Linked DNA regions of Homo sapiens: region 2 is linked to region 1. Evidence: chromatin loops called from intact Hi-C (ENCODE). Cell type or tissue: HCT116. All regions are shown on one strand. Links, peaks and the distances in the headings refer to the core of each region. The heading gives the core; the rest is flanking DNA. Region 1 overlaps GREB1L (GREB1 like retinoic acid receptor coactivator). Region 2 has its middle 25 kb from the start of GREB1L.

Evidence for each region. A loop is a pair of places that touch in the nucleus more often than their neighbours do. Peaks named below come from ENCODE experiments on the same cell type or tissue, not always from the same donor. Only the 100,000 strongest peaks of a DNase experiment are listed, where the experiment ranks them.
Region 2: a loop joins it to region 1, with 6 times the contacts of the local background. A loop is called at or near these places in 7 of 110 quality-filtered maps.

The regions. Positions count from the first base shown.
Region 1 is chr18:21,265,900-21,274,701 of GRCh38, reverse strand. The region is part of intron 1 of GREB1L (GREB1 like retinoic acid receptor coactivator); the gene reads right to left. Among named protein-coding and RNA genes, the nearest start is that of GREB1L-DT, 28 kb to the right of the region's middle. In HCT116, for the core only: no CTCF peak of the experiment used is centred there; a DNase peak (open chromatin) is centred at 4,031.
Region 2 is chr18:21,213,133-21,221,934 of GRCh38, reverse strand. No RefSeq gene overlaps it. Among named protein-coding and RNA genes, the nearest start is that of GREB1L, 25 kb to the left of the region's middle. In HCT116, for the core only: no CTCF peak of the experiment used is centred there; no DNase peak of the experiment used is centred there.

The DNA.
Region 1 (8,802 bases), core at 519-8,518:
GGCTGGTCTCAAACTCTTAAGCTCAAGTGATCTGCCCACCTCAGCCTCTCAAAGTGCCAGGATTACAGGCATGTGTCATTGTGCCTAGCCGGTATTTTTAATTGAAAAATAAAAACTAAATAAATTTGCCGGGCATGGTGGCACATGTCTGTGGTCACAGCTACTCAGGAGGCTGAGGTGGGAGAATCACCTGAGCCTGGGAAGTGGAGACTGCAGTGAGCCGTTATCATGCCACGGGACTCCAGCCTGGGCAACAGAGTGAGACCCAGTCTCAAAAAATAAAAATAAAAATTGTGTTGTTTGTGTGTGTGTATATATATATATACTTGGTATTTGCTATGATCTGAATGTTTGTGTCACTCCAAAATTCATATGTTGAAATCCTAACCCCCAAGGTGATGGTTTTAGGAGTTAAGTTTTTGGGAGGTAATCAGGTCATAAGGTTATATCCCTCATGAATGAAATTAGTGACCTTATAAAAAAGACCCCAGAGAGCTCCATTGCCCCCTCTACCATGTGAGGATACAGCTAGAAGGCATCATCTGTGAATCAAGAAATGGACCCTTAGCAGATACCAAATCTGTTGGTGCCTTGATCTTGGACTTCCAAGCGTCTAGAATTGTAAGAAATAAATATTTGTTGTTGATAAGCCAACCAGTTTGTGGTATTTTTGTTATAGCAACCAAAATGCACTAAGACAGTATTTACATATCTTATTCTAAAATATTTTATGATGGCTAAAATGTTTATTATACATTGTCATCTAAAACAGTAAGTTTTTCTTTCATTTTTTTTTAATCACATGCACAAATGCATTAAAGTAAAGATCCAGTGGCCTTACCATGGTCTGGAGGCCCATGCTTACATCTCCACCTGTCCTGTCCCTCCAGCCGATGGCCCTAGCCTTCTTTCTCAGTTCCTCCCGTGTGTCAAGCACTTCCTCTTAGCACCTTCAAACATTCTGAAGTGCTCTCTCCCCTACTCTCCATTGTGCTTTGTCTCAATCTTCCTCTTCATCTCAACACAGAAAACCTCTTCAAAAACTTTCTTAAATCTCCAAGACAAATTATGAACTCCCAGTTAGTCTAACCTTTTCTAGCCCTCATCCCAACGAATAAAATCATTTAATTATATAATTACAGATTAGTGTGTGTATTAGTTATCTTCTGTTTGCGTAGGAACTCACTGAATGTTGGTTGAATTAATGAATAGACAATTAAAATAGTTAAGTATGACAAATATTATTAATAAAATAAAAATCTCATTTATTCTTCACAGATGTGAAATATAAGGCCACTCAAACTGAACAGCATACTTAATATATTTATGAAAAAAATTTAAGATCTTCACCTCATAATCACTTGAATAGAACTAGATGTGACAAAATATTACTACATATGTTAATTATTTGTGAGCAGCTAGTTCAAATTATCATTATCATTTATGCTACAAACTTTTGTTTTTTGTTTTTTTTGAGATGGAGTCTCATTCTGTCACCCAGGCTGGAGTGCAGCGGCACAATCTCAGCTCACTGCAACCTCCGCCTCCCGGGTTCAAGCGATTCTCCCTGCCTCAGCCTCCCCAGTAGCTGGGATTACAGGCACCCGCAACCACATCGAGTTAATTTTTGTATTTTTAGTAAAGATGGGGTTTCGCCATGTTGGCCATGCTGGTCTCAAACTCCTGACCTCAGGTGATCCACCCGCCTCAGCCTCCCAAAGTACTGGGATTACAGGCATGAGCCACTGTGCCCAGCCTGCCAGAGAAAAACATTTTTATAAAAATTATATAAATAAAAATTTTCATGAATTTAAAACTAGCTTTTTCTCTTTTTAGTCTGAAGTTTTACTCTTGTCAATACATGCATTTATCTATTTGGACATTAATTCAATTACATCTTTTTTTATTATCTTCTTGGCATTAGGCCCTGGTGATTAAAAGATGAACTGTACATAGTCTTCACCCTCTGAGTTTTGAGCCAAGTGAGATGTATGCCAACCAGTTATTACAGCTAAGGGGTAGCCCAGCACAGAAGTAAATGCAGTGAGCTGCTTATTGTCTGGAGAGGTCAAGGAAGGTGTTTTGGAAATAACGTGCTTGAGGCTGCCTCATATTTTAACCGTTGATAAAGAGGAAAAGTAGGTGAAATATCTTTAAGAAATATCAAAAAATTATAAGTCCATTTATAACTTCTTATGAAAGCCATTTTTTACATTTGTAAAAAAATACCTTTATCCATTTTGTCAGCTGTCTTCAGTGACAACTAGATTTCACTCAACTGCAGTGTGGCAGAGGCTGGCTAGATGCACAGCAAACCCACTTCCTCTCCCTGGAGACAAGGTCGAACATTTCCTAGCTCTGACAATGGAACGTGGCTGATGTGAAGGACAAGACAGTTAAGAGTTGTTTGCCTTCCCTATATGCTCTCTTCCTTCCACAGCAATCTTGAAGTCTAGAATTGGAAGATAGTAGTGGAACAAGATGAAAGGACCTGGATCCCTGAGTGACGGCAAGGAGAAGTGTCTCACCGTGTCAGACTACAGCATGAGCAAGTAATTAAGCCAGTGGAATTTTAAGGATGTGTGCTACAGCAGTTAGCTTATCCTAATGAATCATTCCATTGTGAGGGTAGTGTGTAGTCAATCATAATTTTAAAGAACATAATGAATGACAGATATTCTTAGTCCTGTTTTTAGTATCTACCCCCACTTCTTTGCTAACAGGACTCCAGTTTTGTTTGGGGTGCCAATTTGCACAGCTTTAAGGGAAGATTTTGGTTGGTCTAAACTCATCATGAGAATTCTGTTCCCCACGCTTTTAGCCTCCCCTGTAGTGAGGGATGGTCATGCAGCCCAGTTCTAGCTAAGAAACCTAATGGAAAGTCCACCGCAGGGATTTCTGGGAAAGGTTTTCCTTCCCTGATAAAAGAAACCTGCATGGCTGGCATCATCCCTTTTTCCCCTCTACTTAACTTAAACAGCAACCTGCATGAGTGGGGGCTACATTCTGGACTAACATAATAAATGCATTCTTTTTTTTTTTTTTTTTTTTTGAGACAGGGTCTTGCTGTCACACAGGCTAGAATGCAGTGGCAAGACTATAGCTCACTGCAGCCTCAAACTCCTGGGCCCAAGGTATCCTCCCACCTCAGCCTCCCAAGTACCTGGGACTACAGGTGCATGCTACCAAGCCTGGCTATTTTTTTTTTTTAGCTTTTTATAGAGACAGAGTCTCACTGTATTGCCTAGGGTGGTATCAAATTCCTGGCCTCAAGTGGTCCTCCTGCCTTGGCCTCTCAACGCGCTGGGATTACAGGTGAGAGCCACCATGTCCAGTCAATAAATTAATTCTGAACTAACATGACAATACACTAATGCCATAAATTTGTGGGGTGATATGGGACATGCATGAAAGAAGAGTGCATGCCCCATCTAAAGACATCCAAAGATATTTTTATTTAAATATTAAAATGACAAAACAAAGGCCTCAATGGGCCCAAAACCACTCAGTTCATGAAATTTGAAATATAAAGGTCTGTTATATACTGTTAAATAACAGTCACACTTCATTGTTTGTCATCATCTATTGAATACAGAACATGTGTCTCTCATACTTTCTTAATGTGTTTCCTTTAAATCAATATGATGTACTGGCTAATAGTTCAGGCTTTGAAATCAGGCTGCCTGGATTCAAATCCCAGCTCTGGCACTTACTGTGTGAACTCAAGTGTAGTGTACTAGACTTCTACCTGTTTTTTTATTACTAAGATGGAGATAATCATAGCATATATGTCTAAGGATGGTGATAAGGATGAAATGACACAATCAATACAATGTACTCGGTTGAGTACACAATGCTCAATAAATACAAGCAGTTATTTTTATTACTTCCAAATGTCACCAGAGAGCTTCAAGTAGTGAAATAACCCATTGAGAAAGTCCTTGCTGACTATGCGTGTAAGTGTACTTTATGTTCAGGGACTACTGATGAGTAAACTAAAGAATAATTAAGGTTGCCTGGCAGCCTGTGGACTCCTTGGATTTTAGGCAGGGTTAAAACAACATCACAGCTTAGTTGTTTTAAGTAAAAGATTAGTCAGTGACTAAGAGTCAAGGGCGGGATGAGAGAGGACACTCGAAGAGTGGGTGTGTGCCCTCTCCTATCCCTATGAACTCTTACACCCTGGGCTTATAGTATCTGGGGCCTGGCTCTAGACATGATGAGAAAGAGATAAAAGCCAAGGAATAGCCACAGATGATAATCCTAACAGCGCAGGCAGCCAGGCTTCCCTCCTACCACTCCATCCACCTTCCCCATGATTCTCCAAAATGATTATTTGCCCTAACAAGGATTAAGGCCCATGTTTTTCTGCCTCTACATCTCTGCTCATGCAACTCCCTTCCCTAAAAAACCCATCAGCCCATCTCTGCCTGTGAAACACTATTTGTTTCTCAGAGTTAAGCATAAATGTCCCCTTTTTCACTTTGTTGAACAAGTGACACTTCTCAGATACATCACAAGATAGCATGTTACACTGTTAAGAGCACTAGCTCATAGACAGGTTTTCATCAATCTCCAAAGTACCAAACGATATGTTCAATATATTTTCCTAAATGCATGTACATACACAGAATTATCTCAGGAAGGGTATACTAGAAATGGAGTTATCTCTGGTTAGGGGATTTGGGTGACTGGGAAACAGGTGTAGAATGCAACCTAATTTTCATTATTAGACTCTTTAATATATTTAACAGTAAAGTAAAATATGTTTTAAGTTCTTTCTTGTTGTATGTTTTATCTTCCTCTGTGAAATTTTTATCCTAATCCTACCTATTTCTGATCTCTAGAGATGCCCGGTATAAATCAAGTATGCTGACTAATTAATTGATAAACATGTTAATGAACTGTTGCTAAGAATCATATAAATATGTATATACAACTGAGTTTTTACTAAAGCCCTGAAAGTATTAATAACATATTCTTTTAAGTGAGTTAAAAATTTGTTCCAGTATGCTTAAACAATCCTTTTTTTTCTTACTATTACACCATTTCCAAATCAGTTGTCTTCATTAGTTTATTTCCTCTTCTGACTCTCATGTCTTGTTTTAATTAATTTTTTCCATAGGCCTTGTATTTTCATTCCTACTGGCAGAAAGCACTTGTTGCCTAAGGCATTAAGTTGTTATCTTGTATACTACATGAGCAGCTCTACAATGTTCTTGACACCTGTAGTGCCCTCTTATTGCATGAAGCCGTAAGACATGTTCAGTAGCTTTAAGGATACATAAAGAATTCCCAGAATTGGGCATAATCCCCAAATTATAAAACATCTTTGAGAAGAAAGGCCATTCCTAAATATTGTAAAAAAAATTATGGAATGAATAAAGATATCCTCCTTTACCATTATGAATAGGTGATTATACTGGGAATCAAACAGCCTATGCTCTAATCCTGGCTCTTTAAGTATCTCTGGGGCCCCAATTTCTTCTCCATCAGTAAAACAGACATGAGTATTAGACTAATTTTGAGATCGCTTTGCACTCTAGTTTTCTGTTTATGACATCTTCATCCCAGAAAGTACCCAGGCATTACAGTACACGTATTAATAATTAGCATTTATAACTACTCACCTAATGAAAAGTAACCCTTTTCCTGGGGTATGGCAAGGCTTCTTTAGTGCTGGAATCATTTACTGGCTCCAGACATTCTTCTTGTCACTTACCAACAATGAACAACTTGTACGGAGATCTTCACAAGCCTATTTGTGTTTTCAGATATGACCAATCTCCTCATTTGAACTCTAAGAGACTGACACCAGGGCCGGGCACAGTGGCTCACACCTGTAATCCCAGCACTTTGGCAGATCACTTGAGCCCAGGAGTTCAAGACCAGCCCGGGCAACACGGCAAAACCCCATCTCTACAAAAAAATACAAAAATTAGCCAGGCGTGGTGGGTGCACCTGTAGTCCTAGCTACTCAGGAGGCTGCAGTGGGAGAATCACTTGAGCCTAGGAGGCAGAAGTTTCAGTGAGCCAATATTGTGCCACTGCACTCCAGCCTGGGCAAGAGAATGAAACCCTGCCTGAAAAAACATATATATATACATGTATATATATATATATATATATATATATATATATGTGTGTGTGTGTGTGTGTGTGTGTGTGTGTGTGTGTGTATATATATATACATATATATATGTATATATATACACACACACACATATATATAGACATCATGAAACTTGTTCCTAAACTCGCCTGACTTTGTAGAGGAACAGGGGACTTCAAGCAAGAAGAACTATGATTCCCACCTACGGTGTGTACTGTAATTGGTAATTCCTCTGAAAGTACCATTAATAAAATTCAGCTTGATTCCATAAGTACTTCTTTAGTGTCTACTTGGCACACGGCAATGTGCCAGAAGCTGGCACAAACACTTCTCCCTTTCCCACACAAGACAAAGGCAGGAAATATGAAAGGCCTTCTATGGATGAAAGTGCTGCTTTTGATTCCGCTGTGCTCATCAAGCACCTGCCTACCCCTATTAAGTCTACCACCATTACTAGATTCCAATAGTGCATCTGGAAGAACTTTCCTGTAATTCATATCCTTTAGTCCTAGTTCTCAATATCATGAGAACCAACTGAAATCAGGGGGCAAAAGACCCTGAAGTCAAGGCTGCCAATGTGATCCTCTTACAACATATTCCCCTATTTGCACTTGGAATATCTGGAAATCTCCTCACTTCACCATTCTACTGTGCCTCAGTTTCTTATTTGTATGGAGAATCCTGATTTCCATGTTAAATTTTTTAGCTATTAGGCTCTCTGGGAGCAATGATCACTTTTTCAGACAATGCAGTATTCTGGCATCCTGGGCAAAAAAAAAAAAAAAGCTTGGGGTGGGACTGGCTTATCTCAACTCTCTGTCACTTCTACTATTTCTTAAGGGCAGAAAGCAAAAGTAGAAAAAAAAATTCCTGCAAATACCTTCCCTTATCATCATTTATGATTGGATGGGGTCATAAGGCAATCAAGCAACTGCTTCTTGCACTCATTTCTCTATCAACAGGTATTTACTGAGCCCCTACATCTGTGCTAGGATCTGAGGAATCCAAAAGCAAAAACAATGAAGACATTGTTCCTACTCTCTGTAACTTCATGATGTAATGGGGAGGTGGGGTTTCTCAAAAAGCCCAATTAAGAACAGCTAAATGTGGCTGGGCACAGTGGCTCATGCCTGTAATCCCAGCACTTTGGGAGACCGAGGCAGGTAGATCACCTGAGGTCAGGAGTTCGAGACCACCCTGGCCAATATGGTGAAACCCAGTGTCTACTAAAAATACAAAAATTAGCTGGCTGTGGTGGCATGCACCTGTAATCCCAGCTACTCAGGAGGCTGAGGCAGGAGAATCGCTTGAACCCGGGAGGCAGAGGTTGCAGTGAGCCAAGATCATGCCACTGCAGTCCAGCCTGGGTGCTCCGTCTCAAAAAAAAAAAAAAAAAAAAAGCGGCCGAGGCAGGCAGATCACGAGGCCAGGAGTTTGAGACCAGCCTGGCCAACATAGTGAAACCCTGTCTCTACTAAACATACAAAGATGAGCCCAGTGTGGTGACACACGCATGTAGTCCCAGCTAGTCAGCAGACTGAGGTAGGAGAATCGCTTAAACCCAGGAAGTAGAGGTTGCAGTGAGCCAAGACCATGCCATTGCACTCCAGCCTGGGAAACAAAGTGAGACTCTGTCTCCAAACAAACGAAAAAACAAACAAAAAAACAGCTAAATGTCAGATTATCTGATACTGACAATAAGAGAAGAAATAAATCACACAATCTTAGAACTGTAGGAAATCCAGGAGGCCATCTAACTCAACCTTTCCTCAAAAGCAGAAATCTTCCAACATCCTTGCCAGGGTCATTAATGTTCTGCTTTAATGTGGAACTCACATCTCACAAAGAAGTTCATTTAATTTTTCAAAGTCTCTTATTGCTAGAACATTTTATTGTAATTTGAACCAAAACTCTCTCACTTATTATTCTATACAGCAGTGTTTTTCAAAACTTTAATTTTTAAAGCATGCAATGTGTTTTTAAAAGAAATAGTAGGCACGAACACAATATATAAAGCAGTTAAAAGTGGAACTCTTCTGTTGGCAGCTGCAGGGGGCCCTCAGCATGTCCACTTGTCTCTGGCTCTTCTCTACCTCCCTGCAGCCCAAGGCTCACCACAAAATCCCTGAAGCTCTGCACAGCACAATTTGAAACCACTGCCTTAAAGGTAATTAGAGTAAATCTAATTCCAGCTGCATATGTCAGCCCTTGAAGACAGATATCTTGTCTCTCTTTAAATCTTTTCTAGATTAAACTTGCCCATTTCAAATGATCTATTCCATCTATGTTATTTTCCCTTTGTATCTCCCCCATCCTAATCATTCTCCTCCTAAAAATGTTGAAACCCTATTTGAACACAATTCTTTTGATACCGTAACCAGCTGAGGATACAGCCTCTCTTGACTATCTTCCGGACACCAGCAGCTGAAGAGGGCTTAGTGAATGGAGAAGGACCTGAGCCAGACCTTGAGACATATAGGATTTAATAGGTAGAGATGAGAAAAGATAAAATTGCAGGCTGGGAAACTAGCATGAACAGAGATACAGAAATTAAAACAAGGGCCTCCTGATACATTTTTAATACTTTTCTTCCAGATCCTTATGGGTTTTTTTCCATTCAGCCAGCTGCCTAGTCTCTTAATTATTTCTTGGAAGAAAATTAAGCCAGATCTTATCTCCATGAACATAGG
Region 2 (8,802 bases), core at 366-8,365, 53 kb after region 1:
GCCTGTAATCCCAGCACTTTAAGAGGCCAACACGGGCAGATCATGAAGTCAGGAGATCGAGACCATCCTGGCTAACACAGTGAAACCCCGTCTCTACTAAAAAAAATACAAAAAATTAGCCGGGTGTGGTGGTGGGTGCCTGTAGTCCCAGCTACTCAGGAGGCTGAGGCAGGAGAATGGTGTGAACGTGGGAGGCGGAGCTTGCAGTGAGCCAAGATCACACCGCTGCACTCTAGCCTGGGTGACAGAGCGAGACTCCATCTCAAAAAAAAAAAAAAAAAGATATGATATGAGGTAGGGCTCCAGTTGTCCACACGGCTTTATTCCTTTACATTGTTTTTTTCTTCAAGATACTTATTATTATACTATGTGATATTTTATTATGCATTTATTTATATATTGTCTCCTCTTCCACTAGAATGTACGCTACATGAAGGCAAGGATTTTATTCTGTTTTGCTCATGCTATATCTTCAGCATCTAGAACAGTAACTGACATAGGACAGGAGCAAATCAATATTCATTGGATGGATGGATGGATGGATGGATGGATGGACAGATGCATGGGTGGATGGGTGGATGAGTAAATGGATGGATGGGTGGATGGATGGTAAATAATGAATCAGGGTGGATGGATTCTGCTTGGTTTTATAGCTCTTGCTTCACCCTATGCATTACCCACCAAATTAAAATCTCTGTGGCAGCTGTCTCACTCTGCTTTATAATCCCAAGGCACCTAGCACAGTGCTTTACATTTCAAACATACTCAGTAGATATTTATTAAGTCGAATCAAATCTACCTCCTTATAACCTTTCTCCCTCACTCTTATGCGTCATGCACAATTCTACAGGATTAAGCCACCTAAAATCAGGTCTGATCTACATCTCTGTCCTACTCAAAAATCCTCCAGTAAATTTTTTCCATGAACTTTGACATGAAACCATTGTTTTGAGAAATCTTCTATTTATTATGTACAGATAAAATCTTCTATTTTTTAAGGAAGTAGCATATATGTTATTTAATCCCTACAATTACCCTGTAAGACAAGTAATAATAGCCTCCCCACTCGACAGGTGAGAAAACAGCCTGAGAGAGGTTTAACACTTTTTCCAATGTCAGTTACCTAATAAGTATATGATCTATCTGATTCCAAGAATGTAACTATACTACATTTTGCTGTAACTTCCCTGGTACTCAAAACCTTCCACAACATGATCCCTATCAATTTTTCCAGTATTACTTTTCTACTATAGCCAGAAATTACTATTAAATTTTAGAAGTATATCCTTCCTATGAAGTCCATGTAAATAGTAAAAAATGGGAAGCAAGCAATTGGTCAACCATAGGGAAATAATTTAAAAGAAAATCAAAATTCACTGCAAGAAATATAGCAATTGAAAATAATGTCAGGCCAGGCGCAGTGGCTCACGCCTGTAATCCCAGCACTTTGGGAGGCCAAGGCAGGCGGATCAACTGAGGTCAGGAGTTCAAGACCAGCCTGACCAATATGGAGAAACCCCATCTCTACTAAAAATACAAAAATTAGCCAGGCGTGGTGGCACATGCCTGTAATTCCAGCTACTCAGGAGGCTGAGGCAGGAGGATCACTTGAACCTGGAAGGCGGAGATTGCAGTGAGCCGAGATTGCGCCATTGCACTCCAGGCCTAGGCAACAAGAGTGAAACTCTGTCTCAAAAAAAAAAAAAAATGAAAGAAAGAAAGAAAGAAAAGAAAAAGAAAAGAATGTCTACACGTGTACTTTGACATGTTTCTTATACCTGTAATCCCAGTACTTTGGGAGGCTCATGTGAGCAGATTGCTTGAGCTCACAAGTTCAAGACCAGCTTGAGAAACATGGTGAAAACCTGTATCTACACAAAATATAAAAGTTAGCCAGGCATGGTTCCATGAACCATAGTCCCATCTACTTGGGAGGCTGAGGTGGGAGGATGGCTTGAACCCAGGAGGCAGAGGTTGCAGTAAGCCAAGATGGCACCACTGCCCTCCAGCCTGGGCAATAGAGCCAGACCCTGTCACAAAAAATAAAAAGAAACATGTTTAAAAATAAGATGGATTGAAGGATGAATAGAGAGATATGTGATAGAGCATTTATAGTAAAATGTTAACTGTATAAATAAGCGATGAGAATATAGGTGTTCACAGTAAAACATTTTCAACTCTTCTGTATGCTTCAAAATATTTAAGTAAATCTACTGAGAAAATTGTATATAAAAATTACTATAAATGTGTAAAAAGAGACTCTGCCCTACCCAAGAAAAAACTAAAGGAAATTTACTAAATTATTAATAGTAGCTGTGTTTGGATGGCATCATATGAGTAATTTTTATTTTTTCCTTTTTGTACTTTTTAGTATTTTACAAATGTTTAACAGGCATGTTACCCAATTCTAATAAAAACCATTTTTAAGAAAATAAGGATGCATATTATCTCATACTTTACAATCTTATAGTAAAACTAGTAAAACTAACAGGACATAAGAGAGAGAATGAGAATCAACGGATAGAGGCAGACAGATAAAATGGAGAGTTGGCCCTAAGACTGCCTCCATGCTTTAATAAATATAACCTGAGGAACTTAAAGGACCGCCCCTTTTTACTGAAAGGTCTCTACTGTTAAAATATGTCTATTTTCCTTTTTTTCTTGATGATCAAAAAGACCACTTCTAGTGGAAATCCTTTCACACTCCCTTACGTCCTATTGCTTAGAGCTGAGCCAGCCCTTGGAGCCCTTGGCTGCTGCCAACCACTACTACCCACTTCGTGTGTTAGTGGAGGCCTCCCAGTCCTGTGGAGCTGATGATCTGGTAAATAGCTCTTGAGGCTTTTTAAAAGCATATTCCCCCAGAATTCTGGCTCCCTACTGTTAAAATAAATAAATTCTCTACACCAGCATGCCAGAATGGAGTTGGGCTTTGGAGCTAAGGTCAAGGGTAGGGTCAATCAGCAGGGGTCTCACAAAACCCCAGAGGCTGACATTTCGAGGCAGGGTAACTTTTTTAAATGTAAAAGTAAGTGTTTGCAGATTCTGGAAACAAACAAACAAACTTGACTTGGTATCTTTTCTTGGGGGTGGAGGCAATCTGTAGTTATCAGATGGTAAAATCATAATTAAACAAAGCTCCAGGCTTTATTTAAGGAGGTAACTTTTCTGAGGTTTAACCTTGTTTTGATCAGGTAATTTTCCGCCACAGAAAAATGGGCTCATATCAAACAGAGTCCTTTTAATGGACAAACTTAAGCACAAAAAGTTGTTTCTAAGGTGGCATCTTTGGCAAAAACACTAGAGAATCAAAAGACTATAAAATTAATATCAAGAAAATATTGAACTTCAATTATATAATTGGCACCATTTCAGTCTTTTAGCATAACACACTACCTGTAACTGCCACCTGGTTTAGATTACTTGAGAAAAACAAACAAACATGTTCTCTAAGTTTGGTATGTATTAAAAAGATCACATAATTCTTTTTTTTTTTTTTTTTTGATATGGAGTTTAGTTCTTGTCGCCCAGGCTGGAGTGCAATGGTGCGATCTCTGCTCACTGCAACCTCCATCTCCTGGGCTCAAGCTGTTCTCCTGCCTCAGCCTCCCGAGTTGCTGGGATTACAGGCGTGTGCCACCAGGCCCAGCTAATTTTTGTAATTTTAGCACAGACGGGTTTTCACCATGTTGGCCAGGCTGGTCTCAAACTCCTGACCCCAGGTGATCTACCCGCCTCGGCCTCCCAAAGTGCTAGGATTACAGGCATGAGCCACTGTGCCCAGCCCCAGCCTAATTCTTGTATATTCTAAGTGACCACGCCTGGCCTAATTCTTACATGTTCTAAGTGAAATTAACACTAGCAAAATAATTAGATTTCGTATAGATCTACAAAAATACATTTAATGTACAAATGCAGAATCACAGAATTAAGCCAGAAAAGGCACTCTTCTTGCCCAAGTTTTTAGAGCACAGTCCTACATGACACTTCATTTAAAAGGTATCCTATAGTCAAATAAGTTTGGGAAATGGTATATATTAATACTTTACCCTCATCTTGAGAAGCCACAATTCAAATAATCATATTAAAGGTTGCAAGAAATTCTATTATAAGAACCCAGTATAACTTTGTTTAACCGGTAGTTTGTGAAACACACATGAGCATGTAGCACCCCCCCCGCCTTTTTTTTTTTTTTTTTTTTTGAGATGGAGTTTTGCTCTTGTTGCCCATGCTGGAGTGCAGTGGCGCATTCTCAGCTCACTGCAACCTCTGGCTCCCAGGTGCAAGCAATTCTCCTGCCTTAGCCTCCTGAGGAGCTGGGATTACAGGCATATGCCACCACGCCTGGCTAATTTTCTATTTTTAGTAGAGATGGGATTTTACCATGTTGGTCAGGCTGGTCTGGAACTCCTGACCTCAGGTGATCTGCCCGTCTCAGGCCCCCAAAATGCTGGGGTTACAGGCATGAGCCACCACGCCCAGCCCCCGACCCTTTTTTTTTTAAATATCTATTAACATTTTGTAGAACCTCTTTGGGAAACTGCTCTCTAGACTGATGCCCTCATTTTTATAGAAAGATAGGATACAGGGATAAACCGATTTGCTTAACCAAACAGTCCCTTATTTACTTAGACAAACTCACAGGTAAGTAAGCTACACAGTATTGTTATTTTTATTACTTATTTATTTATTTATTTTGAGACAGGGTCTCTCTCTGTTGCCCAGACTGGAGTGCAGTGGCGTGATCTCGGCTCACGGCAACCTTTGCCTCCCAGGCTCAAGCAATTCTTCTGCCTCAGCCTCCGGAATAGCTGGGATTACAGGCGTGCACTACCACGCCGAGCTAATTTTTGTATTTTTAGTAGAGATGGGGTTTCACCATGTTGGCCAGGCTGGTATCGAACTCCTAACCTCAAATGATCCACCTGCCTTGGCCTCCCAAAGTGTTGGGATTACAGGTGTGAGCCACTGCCCCTGGCCTTTTTTTTTTTTTGAGACAGAGTCTCAGTCTGTCACCCAGGCTGGAATGCAGTGGCACAATCATGGCACACTGCAGCATCTACCTCCTGGGCTCAAGTGGTCCTCCCACCTCAGCTTCCTGAGTAGCTGGGACTACAGGTACACGCCACCACACCCAGCTAATTTTTTGCATATTTTGTAGAGATAGGGTTATGCCATGTTACCCAGACTGGTCTTGAACACCTGGGCTCTAAATATCCTCCTGCCTCAGCCTCGCAAAGTGCTGGGATTACAGGTGTAAGCCACCTTGACTCTTAAATCAGATTATGTAAATCAAATAACTCAGCATCTGATGTAAATTGAACTATTTTGGGGAAGGGAGTAAATTAACTGTTAATGACCTAGCTATGAAAATATCACCATAAACGGCCCTTACAAAGTTCAGCAGAGTTTCCACTACCCTACAGAATCTTCTCTGATAACTCCCATTCAGAGTGATTTTGCCCTTCTCTGATCAATATGTCATCAAATTCTGTCTTCTATTGTTACCTACCTGCCTCGTGTGTAATCTTATCTTCCTGAGCAGATTGCAAGTTCCTAGAAAGCTAGAAGGAATTCTTACTTTTCCTTAGAGTCACTTGAGTCACATAATAGTCTCAATAAATAATTTTGAAAAGCTCACAAATGACCAACTGAATGGAATAGGGTCAGCATGAAGGATTACAGAAGGAGCCAGCCATCCACATCCTTTCTATCTTAAGTGCAACACTCTCCCTTCCTTCTCATTGTATGGCTAGCAATTACCTCTTGGCAATTTTTTCTAGAGGTCTACAGTAAAGGAGGCTGCCATTGCTCAAGGACGCTGCTTGATCCTACCAAAATTCCCATGGATCTGTGAGGAGCTCCTCAAATCAGCAGGACATGCCCCTGTCCTGCCCAAAATCTGTTTGGAGATCAAATGGGCCTTACTCAATAATAAAATGGAAGCCTGAATTTATTTCTATTTGTTTGGCCTCTGATTAATTAGGTACATTCTCCAGAATACAAAGCAGCTGCTTTTTTGACCATTAAACTGTGTTCCTTAAAGAGAAGCGCATCCCCGAGTAGGAACAGTTCTAATGATTTGTTTTAGTTTGTTTTATGGCAAGACCTTAGAGAAGTCGAAGAGGAAGAAAGGAGACTCCCTATCCCTCCTTATTGCTGACGATCCAGGCTGACAGTAGTTGGAGAGCAAGCTCCGTGCTGAAAAGATTCAAACACACCCATGACCCACAAACTGCAAACTGTCAGATTAATTGTTTTTGCCTACAGACAACTCAATGAGTGCTCATTGTGCAGACAGCATGTTCTCAGCACTGCTTTAGGCGCCATGGGATTATAGAAGAGGTATAAAGGTATGTTTCCTCCCTTCCAGGAATTTACAATCTAATAAGATGAGATAAGACTAACATTGAAAGCAGCTGTGGACAATACAAGGCAGGCTATAGGATCTAGTGCTGACTTTGGGGCCTTGGACTTTTAAATGTAACAGAAATTCAGAGAGGGAGGAAAAGTCACTGGGCGTTTCAGTCTTACAAGAAGACTTCATGAAGAAAATACAACAGGAGTTGAACATTAAAGGAAAGGCAGCATTCCAGGCAAAGGAGGCAGGCTGTCCTTTTCAGTTTCAGACAATATTGTGTTAATCATTTTACATGCCCCAATTCTTGATTGCTACAAGGCGAAAAGGTATATAAGCACCCATACTTTCAATCACTGGGCTATTGCTTTTTAAAAATTACCTTTAAGATATGGTTGTCTTAGTGGCCTATAAATAAATTTGCTCAATTTTCCATTTTACCCATTTGGCATGCTCAGATCAATAATTTGACTTATTAGCTTTAGAGTTATTAATTACACGGATGCAGTTTATTAACAAAAAGAAAACAAAGTGCTTACTATGTGCTAGGCCCTGTGTTAGGTGCCGGGGATAAAACAGTGCATAAATAATCAAGATGCCTGTCGAGTTTAAAAGCAATAGCAGGCCGGGCCCGGTGGCTCACGCCTGTAATCCCAGCACTTTAGGAGGCCGAGGCGGGCAGATCACCTGAGGTCAGGAGTTCGAGACCAGCCTGGCCAACAGTGAGAAACCCCGTCTCTACTAAAAATACAAAAATTAGCCGGGTGTGGTGGCGGGCGCTTTTAATCCCAGCTACTCAGGAGGCTGAGGCAGGAGAATCGCTTGAACCTGGGAAGCAGAGGTTGCAGTGAGCTGAGATCGCACCATTGCACTCCAGCCTGGGTGACAGAATGAAACTCTGTCTCAAAAAAAAAAAAAAAAAAGTGACAGCAGACACAGACATACAAAGAACAACATGATTATAATTACAGTATGAGTCATCAGAGAAAAACATAGAGCTAGAAAAACAGATATCAGATAAGTCTAATTTATATTGGAAAGGCAGTGACAAATTTCTTGAGGAATTGATAATTTAGGCTGAGACCTGAAGTATGTAGGAGTTACAGGCAGGGGAACAGGAACAGAAAGGCAGCTAATATGCTCTGAAGAGCAGAGCGAGATGAGGCTAGTCAAGTAAGTAGAGCTGATCATACTTATCTATTTATATTACAAATAAATTATAAATTATAGCAAGCTGAACTATTCAGCAGTGATGACATTTAATTTTTATCCTTTTATCACAAGCTAAAATGATAATTAATTTCTCTTTACAATAAAAACAATTTGAGAAGATGAACTCGAAACAGAAATGCCTTGTTGTATTTCATTCCATGTTGTCTTTCACACAGTAGCTAGCTACAAGATACAAATGAAATGTTAAAATTCCAGCTAAAGTGGTTACCTCTAAAATTATGAAATAAACTGAGAGAAATCAATCCCCCAGGAGGCAACATAGTGAAGTAGGTAGGTGCATGGAATTTTGGAACCAGACTTCCTATCTTGAACTCCTGGGCTCAAGTAATCCTCCCACCTCAGCCTTTCAAGTAGCTGGGACTATAGGCTACCAGCAACTATAGAAACCAGATTCCCTGGGTTGAATCTCAGCTCAAAAAACACCATCAGTCAACTGGATATGACTGACATCTATAGACTACTTCCTCCAGCAATAACAGAATACACATTCTTCTCAAGTTCATGTGGAGAAAGCCTTCACCAAGGTAGATCATATTCTGGGCCATAAAACACACCTTAACAATTTTTTTTTTTTTTGAGACAGAGTCTTGCTCTGTTGCCCAGGCTGGAATGCAGTGGCGTGATCTCGGCTCACTGCAAGCTCCACCTCCCGGGTTCACACCATTCTCCTGCCTCAGCCTCCCGAGTAGCTGGGACTATACAGGCGCCTGCCACCACGCCCGGCTAATTTTTTTTTGTATTTTTAGTAGAGACGGGGTTTTGCCGTGTTAGCCAGGATGGTCTCCATCTCCTGACCTCGTGATGTGCCCGTGTCGGCCTCCCAAGGTGCTGGGATTACAGGCGTGAGAACAAATTTAAAAGAAAAGAAATCATACAATATCTGCTCTCAGATTACCGTGGGATTACACTAGAAGTTAGTAACAGGTGGCTCATGCCTGTAATCCCAGCACTTTGGGAGGCCAAGGTGGGCAGACTGCTTGAGCCCAGGAGTTCGAGACCAGCCTGGGTAACAGGCCGAAACCCTGTCTCGTGGTGCTGCACGTGGTGGCACATGCCCATAATCCCAGCTACTCTGGAGGCTGAGGTGGGAGAATTGCTTAAACCCGGGAGGCGGAGGTTGCAGTGAGCCAAGATTGCACCACTGCACTCCATCCAGCCTGGGTGACAGAGTGAGACTCTGTCTCAAAACAAAACAAAACAAAACAAAAAAA